Regions from separate parts of the Homo sapiens genome. Here regions 2 and 3 are each linked to region 1. The links are chromatin contacts, found by Hi-C or POLR2A ChIA-PET in ENCODE. All regions are on one chromosome and are shown on one strand. Each heading gives the region's core, a stretch centred on a gene start or an enhancer-like site at or near the end of the contact. The rest is flanking DNA. Distances are from core to core; before and after follow the strand shown.

What was found. Hi-C counts contacts between places; a loop is a spot of excess contacts on that map. ChIA-PET counts read pairs that join two places held with the same protein, here RNA polymerase II (POLR2A). Pooled maps may share reads with other maps.
Region 2: a loop to region 1 is called in a map of CD4-positive, alpha-beta memory T cell, with 21 times the contacts of the local background. The contact joins the promoter of POR here to the promoter of YWHAG in region 1. A Hi-C loop is called at or near these places in 2 of 168 maps with a recorded cell type or tissue (CD4-positive, alpha-beta memory T cell and naive thymus-derived CD4-positive, alpha-beta T cell) and 12 of 50 pooled maps. POLR2A ChIA-PET finds 5 or more read pairs at or near these places in 2 of 52 experiments (CD4-positive, alpha-beta T cell and activated T-cell).
Region 3: a loop to region 1 is called in a pooled map, with 11 times the contacts of the local background. The contact joins the promoter of POMZP3 here to the promoter of YWHAG in region 1. A Hi-C loop is called at or near these places in 2 of 50 pooled maps. POLR2A ChIA-PET finds 5 or more read pairs at or near these places in 2 of 52 experiments (activated T-cell and naive thymus-derived CD4-positive, alpha-beta T cell).

What each region holds. Positions count from the first base shown.
Region 1 is chr7:76,357,418-76,360,365 of GRCh38, forward strand. YWHAG (tyrosine 3-monooxygenase/tryptophan 5-monooxygenase activation protein gamma) reads right to left here and starts at 1,574. Exons shown (of 2, transcript NM_012479.4): 1 at 1,305-1,574. The coding sequence starts at 1,391. RefSeq lists silencers at 705-895, 979-1,178, 1,499-1,908 and an enhancer at 1,003-1,649.
Region 2 is chr7:75,913,743-75,916,690 of GRCh38, forward strand. POR (cytochrome p450 oxidoreductase) reads left to right here and starts at 1,413. Exons shown (of 16, transcript NM_001395413.1): 1 at 1,413-1,437. MIR4651 (microRNA 4651) reads left to right here and starts at 1,455; the gene lies at 1,455-1,527. LOC124901680 (a long non-coding RNA gene) reads left to right here. Exons shown (of 2, transcript XR_007060393.1): 2 at 554-752. RefSeq lists an enhancer at 821-870 and a silencer at 1,131-1,620.
Region 3 is chr7:76,625,739-76,628,686 of GRCh38, forward strand. POMZP3 (POM121 and ZP3 fusion) reads right to left here and starts at 1,541. Exons shown (of 7, transcript NM_012230.5): 1 at 970-1,541; 2 at 262-477. The coding sequence starts at 326. LINC03009 (long intergenic non-protein coding RNA 3009) reads left to right here. Exons shown (of 3, transcript NR_029411.1): 3 at 183-2,244.

The DNA.
Region 1 (2,948 bases), core at 324-2,823:
TTAAATATTAAGATAGTGGGGGCCCGAAATCATTAGATTAATTTTCTACCTTTCATTTCATAATGCTCAATACTTCCCCCTCCTCTAATATCAAACTGGTTGACAGCCCATTAGATAAATGTGGTGTTACTGACAAAATGGTGCAATACAGGGATGAATCTGCAACCCAGACAAAATGCGACAACTGGCGATCGGTATTCTCTTTTCATCAGCATGAAGATGTACTCGCTTAAACAAAAAAAAGCCTCAGATGCATCTAACAACCAAAAATTTTTAAAAAGACTTTTTCCCCTTTAAAATAACTCCTCCCAGCCTCCACCCAGTCTAGGCTCTCTGCAATATGACAAATGCAGAATCTTCTGGAATGACTTGATACTGCCTCTCACCACGGCTTTGTTTGCACTATCAGATCAGACAGAATATTTTTTCCCCCAACTTATAGGAATTTCAACAGACGCGTGCCTGTATTCAAAAAAGAAACGGCATATGTCACACGAATCGAACCAGTCAGCTACATTCACCACCTTTTAATTTTACAGGCAATACCTACCCTTTTCAATACAAAAACATTAGGGAATAAAATGGAGATGACATGTTGAGAATGATCAATGAAAACGCTAGCGAGACAAACGTTCTCCCTTCCTAAAAGCCGGAGGACTTGCTTTGGGCGAATGGAGAAAGAAGAGCCTTTTGTTAAGAAAAACGTGAGCAAGGTGGTTTCGATTTTGCACCACGGAGCTCAGGTTTTCAAGAGACCCTATACAATGTTTCTGGGAAGATTCTCAGGGATGTGTCGGGACAGACAGTGGGGAAGATTCTGGGGGGGCTGGGGAGGTGGAAAACCGGGAGACCTGCTGAGTGAATGGGAAAGGCGCCGCCCAGACACCAGGGAGAGAAAGAGGAACCGCATCCATGCGGTCCCCCGCCCCCACGCCCAGGCTAGGAGGAGGGGGGAAGTGGGGCACAAAGGATGCGCACGCCTCCCCGCTCGGGTCCCCTGCACCCCTAGAGCCGCGGGGGCCGGAGACCCCGCTCCCAAGTCCAGCCCCGCGGGACCTCGCCCCGGCCCGCGCCCGCGCCGGGCCTGAATGGCAGCGCCGCGGGGCCACGGGGACTCCGAAAAGAGGCCGCGTCACAGCCCGGGTTCCCGTCGCCTCTCGGGACCCTCCCCAGCCCCCCTCAGTGAGCGAGACGGGGCGGTCAACCCGCCATCGCGACAGGGCGACGAAGCCCCGGGCCTTCCACGCCAAGGACCGCGTCTTCGGAGGGGCAGGGAGCGGCGGGGGAGGGGAGGAGACACTCACGTTCTTCATGGCCGCGGCCATGTCGTCGTAGCGCTCCGCCTGCTCGGCCAGCCGGGCTTTCTGCACCAGTTGCTCGCGGTCCACCATCTTCGCGGGGCTGGGTCTGGCCGGAGAAGGAGGAGGACACTGGGGCGGCCTGAAGGGCTTGGAGGGCGCGACTGGAGCCCAAGTGCCGGAGAGGACCGACCCACAGAGCGAGCAGCTGAGGCGGCGGCTGCGCGGAGGAGGCGGCTGGAGCTGCGACCGCGGGACCGGGCGCGAGGCGGCTGCGGCTGCTGTGCGTGCCACTGACGGACAACCCCCTGCGGCCCCGCCCACGCCGCATGACGAAGGCAGGCCCCGCCCACCCGTCCGCAAGCCCCGCCCATGCCCCGCCCGAGCCCGGCCGCGGCTAGAACTCCCCGCTCCCCAGCTGGGCTCACTGCGCGTCTTCCGGGCACCCCGTCCTTTCCCACTGCGCCCCCACTCTCCCCTTTTTTCACTTCACTCCCCAGTTCCCTCACCCCAGCTTCTCCAGTCGCCCCCTTACGCCTCCCCCTTGAGCCTCCCGCCCCGCCAGCCCTCGGACGCATGGGCCCCTGGGAGTTGTAGTGTAACCTGCAGTGCACTGAGGCGCTGAGGAGACCAAGGACAAAGGGGCGGTCAAGACTACAACTCCCAGCGGACATAGCGCGCAGGCGCAGGAGGACGGGGGGGGGTGCTTCGAATCCCGAGGCCGCTGGGGACCCCTGGCGGGGATCAGGGCTGCATCAGTCCCTGCGAGTGCTGATTCACCGCCCCGCCCCATATTCTCCGGGAAATTACGAGAGGAGGGGGCAGGGGCCTCAGTCCTAGACCCTGTTTCCGAGATCACGTAGCAGGTCGTGGTGGGGGAAGGACAGGAGGCGCGTCCATTGTAGATCCAGACTCTCAGTGTGGTGCCTGCCCGCGGGATGGCCGAATTAAGGGGCCAGACCCTGGGGACTGTCACCTCCACCCCCTACGAGCTTCCATTAAACCCCCCACCCCACCTTGAGGCTCTTGGGCCTGAATAGGTGAAAACATGGACGAACGACAAATACCGGCTGGCCACAGTGGTTGATTTCCAGAAAGGATGCAGCTGTCTGCTGGCTGACCCTGGAGAACCCCTTCTTCCTCTCCAGGGTGGAGTGCTAAAGATTGAGTTCAGCTACCAGGAGCCTACTCCACATCTAACTGGGCTGCGTCTAGGGCTTGGTTGTCCAGCCCTTCTCTCCCCTCCTAAGACATACATACCTACTGAGGTCACGCTGATATATTCTCGTTCATATTATTCCACATAGCTTGCAGATAGCATGGGTTTTTTTGCTTTGTTTTGCTTTTTTGTAGAGACGGGGGTCTAGCTTTGTTGCCCATGCTGGTCTCGAACTCCTGGGCTCAAGCGATCCTCACGCCTCGGCCTCCCAAGGTGCTGGGATTACAGATGTGAGCCACCATGCCTGCAGGCCTGATAGTTTTGACTGCACATTTTATTTACTTTATGTATTCAACAATTATCTATGAGAAGCTACTGTGTTCCAAGCCCTATTCTAAGCCACGAGGTACAGTAGTGAACAAAACAGACAAAAATCCCTGCCCAAGAAAATAGGTGAGATATGTACAGTATGCTAGAAGTCAGTAAGGAGT
Region 2 (2,948 bases), core at 163-2,662, 440 kb before region 1:
TGGAGTGCAGTGGTGTGAACTGGGCTCACTGCAACCTCTGCCTCCGGGGTTCAAGTGGGTCTCCTGCCTCAGTCTCCCCAGTAGGTGGGATTACAGGCACCCGCCACCATGCCCAGCTAATTTTTGTATTTTTAGTAGAGACGGGGTTTTGCCATGTTGGTCAGGCTGGTCTCGAACTCCTGACCTCAGGTGATCCGCCCACCTCAGCCTACCAAAGTTCTGGGATTACAGGCGTGAGCCACCGTGCCTGGGCTATTTTTAAAAGATGGAGAAGGGGCTCTGAGAGAAGTGAGTTGCACAGTGTTGCAAAAGGAATTCACAGCACAGCTAGTAATAATAGTAGTAGTAGTAATAATAACAATGGCGATGAGAACACTTAGTAATGCCGTGCTCTAAATCCTTTAGGAACAAAGGTTATACCACTTAATCTTCATGACCCTGTAAAGTAGAAACCATAGCAGGAGGCAGAGGTGGGCTTCACTCCCCAACCAAGGCTGCCAGACTTTTCAAACCCCAGAAGCTCTCTGTATCCCCCCACTCCTCTTCCATCCAGGGCTTGCCTCCTGCTTGGTCACTTCCCACCCCCAACAGGCCGGCCTTCAAAAGCGAGCTCTAGGCAGCGTGTGGGACCTCACGCCTGTAATCGCAGCGCTTTGAGAGGCCGAGGAGGGAGGATCACTTGAGACCAGTTCGAGACCAACCTGGGCATCATAGCGAGACCGCATCTCTGCAAATAAAATAAAATAAAATTAGCTAGGTGTGGTGGCGCGCCTGTAGTCCCAGCTACTGGGAGGCTGAAGTGGGAGAATCGCCTGAGCACAGGAGTTGAAGGCTGCAGTGAGCTGTGACTGCACCACTGCAATCCAGCCTGGGCGACAGAACGAGACCCTGTCTCTAAAAACAAACGCGCGCCCTCCGCCGTCAGGCTGGATGGAGGGAACCCAGGGAGACGACTTGGGCCTGAAGCCTCGCCAATTTCAGGTGAGGAAACAGGGCCGTGGAGGAGACAATGTGGCGATCACAAGCAAGCGGCGGCCCGAAGGAGGAGGCTAGACCGGCGGGCGCACAGCCACAGTTCTGCAGTGATCCCCGGGAAGGTGGGCAGCCGGCCCGGTGACCTGCAGGGTCCGAGCTGTAGAAGCCGCAGCCGCCGTCTCCAGGCGACTCCGCCACCCCCGGAACCACGCACTTTCATTTCTCTGCCGGGCGACCCAGCCGAGCCGCGAGGGGGCGTGGCCGGGCCGGGCCGTACCAAGAGCGCAAATTTGCAGGGGGAAGCGCGGGGCTCCGGGAATGCACGCGCGGCTCGAGTGGGCGGGGCGGCGGCCCAATGGCCACGCCCCCACCCCCGCGGCCGGCGAAGGCGGTGGTAGCGCCTCAGTGGTGTGGGCCTGAGCCCTGCCCAGGTGCCCGCAGAGAGCAGCCGGGCTGCCAGCGGTGAGTGCTATCTTTCGCGGCGACGGCGGGGTGGGTGAGGTCGGGCCCCAAGACTCGGGGTTTGCCGGGCGCCTCAGTTCACCGCGGCCGCCTGGCTCTCTGCGTCGGGGTGGGCCCTCGGGCCTGGGCACTGCGCGTCTGGCCCGACGCTCGGGCGGAAGGCATGGCTCCCACCCCGGCCCTCCTCCGCGTCGCCCTTCCCCTAGAGCTGATCTCCCGCGGCGGCCTGAGGGTCGACTTTTCCACAGCTTGGGCCGAGAGAGCCCGGCAGGCCCTCGGCTGAGGGTTAGGGCTCGGTATCTCAGGGCTCGGGGTCCAGTCCCCGCGCCGCCGCCCCCCACGGGCTAAGCCACTTTAACTCTCCGAGCCTCAGTTTCCCCATCTGTACGATGAATGGGCCTCGGGAGGCAGCGAATTCTGGGGGTACCTAACGTGAGAGGCGCTCGATGCATGCTCATGGGACCCGAATCTAACCCTGCAGCATCAGGTGGGCTGAGTCGATGGATCACGGGAGCCCCCCAGCCCGGCCTGCATCCCTGAGGGCAGTGCCCCTCGCAGTCAGGTGTCTCGGCGGCCCCCACAACACAGGTACCCGGATCTCCTGGGGGAGCCGGGACACCCTTAGATCGGGGGAGCAATTGGGTAAGAGTTCAAGGTCTCTTGGGCGCCAGGGGGAGGAGAGTAGAGGTTTCAGTGAGCTTGATTGACTTCGACTTTCTGCGTATTGTTTTTCAAAACGAGTTACCCTTGTGTAAACTGGTGACCACTAATAAGGAGTTTGGGGCTGTTTCAATGAAAGTGGCTGTCTCCTCTCTTAAACCCTTAAAGCTGCAGCCTTGCCTTGCCTTGCCTCTGAGCTTGGCCAAGCTGGAGAATGATGCCAGCACAAAAGGAGACAGGACTGGACTGGGTGGCCCTGGTTTGATTCTTGGCAAGCAAGATACCTCCTGGAGCCTCCGTTTTCTGATCAGTGGGTCTGGTAGTAAGACAGCCACCCTGCTCTCCCCACAGGGTTGAGATTCTGAGGATCAAGACAGGGTCCCAGAGAGTGGCATCGAGAACTTTAATCCTCCTTGTAAGCAGAACGTTTATGGAACCCTCTGGGGGATCCAGTATCCCCACCGTTGTTCACTGCTGTAATTCCTTGGGTCTTGCTTTATGGAGAAGGCATTGATTCATTAACCATTTGCAAGTTCTACCTACGGAAATCCCTTTTGAGTGGTTATGGGGTTGGCTTGGTCAGGAGAACAGCTCCAAAGGCCCAGTTAGTAAACCAGGGAACCCAGAAAGGTCCACTTCCTTTTTTTTGGGAGGAGGGCTGTTTTAGGAGTTCTTATTTTCCTTTTAAGAGAGTGGTTTTTGAGCTACTTATGACCTTCATGCCATCTAATGTTGGAAACTTTCGCTGAGCAGATAGCTTATTATAAAAAGTATTTGTACAACATCCGCATTTCAGAGAATGGGATGCTAGCTGCCAGTTGCGTGGTGGTGTGGAAACTTAGGAGTGATCT
Region 3 (2,948 bases), core at 291-2,790, 270 kb after region 1:
AGAAATGGAAATCAGAAGCTAACCAACAAGCCAAAGTATAATTTATACACTCACAACAGTTCCCCTTAGCAAGTAAAGCTACTTTTTCGTTAACGGCAAAAAGTGAAAAACAAACGGTTTTACTAGAATTTGGTATTTCTCATTCAAACAAGCAGATTCGTCCTTTCTTTTTTGCGTTGTAGTCATGTTGTCATAGGAACAACTGGAGAAGAATAAAGTGGACACGAAAAGGGAGAGTATTCTTCCAACGATAATACTCACATCGCAGAACGCGAAAATCTTCTGTCAGGAGGGGCGATCCTCAGAGTCACTGGGCTACACACCATCCTGGAGTTGCGAGGGGACAGCACAGCCTTCTTGTGATAACCATTCCAGCACACTGTGGGAAGTACCCCCGGACAGGAATACTGGGCCTGATGGATCGGATAGCGTCTTCGAGGTGTTATTACAAACCGATCTGGTAAAGTCCCACGATCCCTGCAGAGAATGCGAGACAAATCATGGAAACAAAGTATAAAAGAATGTCAAAATTTTAGACGGTTAAAAACCCACCAGTTAAGACATTTTCCAAAGAACTTAAGTCTCTTTCTACGCAACACAGAACACGTTGTTTTTATGGCAACTTTCCCCTATTCCATCTAAGAGCAGAGAGTGACAGCTGCTTAACAGCTGTCTCAACAATGGATTGCAACAATTTGAGAGGGAAAATCTAAATCTAGACTAAATCTAGACTGCACTAAAATTCGGGGAGTTTTTAGAACTGGAAAGAAGGGAATCGTTTTGGCAACACATCTCACACCAAGCAAGAGTCAGAGGCCAGGAGACGGCTGGCACACACCAAGGTGTTAAGGAGGGCAAAACCACACACAATTCCCTTCGGATTTGATGAAAAAGCAAATCGGATTTAAAAGTCCTCGATTTCAAGCCAGCCGAGCCAAAGGATGATCTGGGAAAATCAGCGCATCTCACCGTGGGGAAGGCCTCCCGGAGGGTCGGAGAAGAGGAGTGGGGAGAGAGGGGTAAAAGTGGTGAACGCGATGGGTCGGCGGGGAGGGCGGTGTGGAGCGCGGCGCCGGGCGGGCGGGCGGCGGCCAGGCCTATTCCGCAGGTCCTGGCCCTCCGGAGCGGGGGCGGGCTGCGGCGGCCCGGGCTTGCCCAGGTAACTGCCCATGAGGAGCAGTTCGGCAGGGTCAGGTCCTTCGAGCAGGGTCCGCGGCTCTAGGAGGTTTCCGTTGGCTGTCGACTTGGCCGGAGGCGAAGCGAACAGTGTTCGCCGATGTCGCGCCTTCTGAACGAAGGAGGACAAGGGGCGCGAACCTCGGGGCTCGCGGCTCAGTCCCCACCAGGCCGCGGTAGTCCCCACGGCCAGCCAGGCCAGCGCAGCCGCAGCAGGCACGAGGTACAGTAGGAGGCCGACCAGCGACAGGCCGAGAAGCGCCGCCCCGGCCGGCCCTGACACTCGCTATCGGCCGCCGCCGCTCGCCTGCTCCAGCCGCCGCAGCCGCCGGAGACATCGCGGCTCCGCGCCGCGGAGGAGACTTAAATATCCCAGCGTGCACCGCGCCACGCGTCGCGTCATCGCGCGCCCGCCACGTCATGCGCGCGCGACTCGGGGAGACGCTACAGCCCGGCAGCTCCCGAGACACAGCTGTTTTGGAAAATGCTGCCTGCCTTCAACGCCTGTTTCTGACTCTTGCGGTTTCCCGCATGGCTCCCAGCGAGACGATCCCGTCCGGGATCCCATCCGGCTCCCATCCGGAGGCGATCCCGTGAAAGGATCGCGTCCAAAATAAAAGGGCCCGAGACCTATGCTTATGTAATTCCTAATCCGTGATCTTTTCTAGGGGCTGAACTCCCCTCCAGCACAGCCTGTTACCAGGTGCTTTTCACAAACGCCACTGGCGGCTGAGTTTTCCCCCCCACTTCCATTTCTACTTTACAAGTTGATAACGTGGGACGATTACCTACCAAATTTCACATCATGGCCCAGACATCGGGTGGATTTTGAGGCTCTGTGATCGATTTATACCTATGCTAAAGTTATCGGTCTGAGAAAGTAGATTAGTGGTTGCCTAGGGCTAAGGAGTGGGTTTGGGGGTGGGGAATAGAAAATGACTGCTTATGGGTATAGGCTTTCTCGTAGCAGCATAAACATAGTTTAAAATTAGATCGTGTTGGCGGTTGCACCACCCTATGAACTGTATGGTTTGTGAATTATATCTTCATAAAGCTGTTTAAAAAGTCTGGTAGTCTGCCAATACACTTTGGTGTAGTTAAGTTTCCTCAGACATTCATTCATTGATTTATTCATTCCATTGTTTATATACATTAAAGAGATTAAGGGGGAAAATAGAGGATCTCTGATCTTTATAAGCTCTGTTTAGTAAGGAAGATGTGTAAGTAAAAGATTGCAATTCAATGTTATCAGTGTGATAACGGGAACAAAAAAAGAGGCCAGACGCAGTGGCTCATGCCTGTATTCCCAGCACTTCGAAGGCGGAGGCGGGCGGATCACCTGAGGTCAGGAGTTCAAGACCGGCCTGACCAATATGGTGAAACCCCGTCTCTACTAAAAATACAAAAATTAGCTGGGCATGGTGGCGCGTGCCTGTAGTCCCAGCTACTCGGGAGGCTGAGACAGGAGAATTGCTTGAGTCCGGGAGGTGGAGGTTGCAGTGAGCCGAGATCATGCCACTGCACACTCCAGCCTGGACGACAGAGCGAGTCCATCTCAAAAAAAAAAAAAAAAAAAAAAAAGTTGTGATAAAGGGGAAGGAAGGCAGGGAAGTGCTCCTGGAGCTGAGAGGTCTGGCAGGTTCAAGGAAGATGAAGGAGCACTGTGCAGAAGTCCAGAGATGGAATTGTTCAGTATCGCTGGAGATTAGGGTGTTTTGGGGATAGAAAAGTTGGAAAGGTATAGATGCCTCTGGGGCAACTCAGAGAGATGA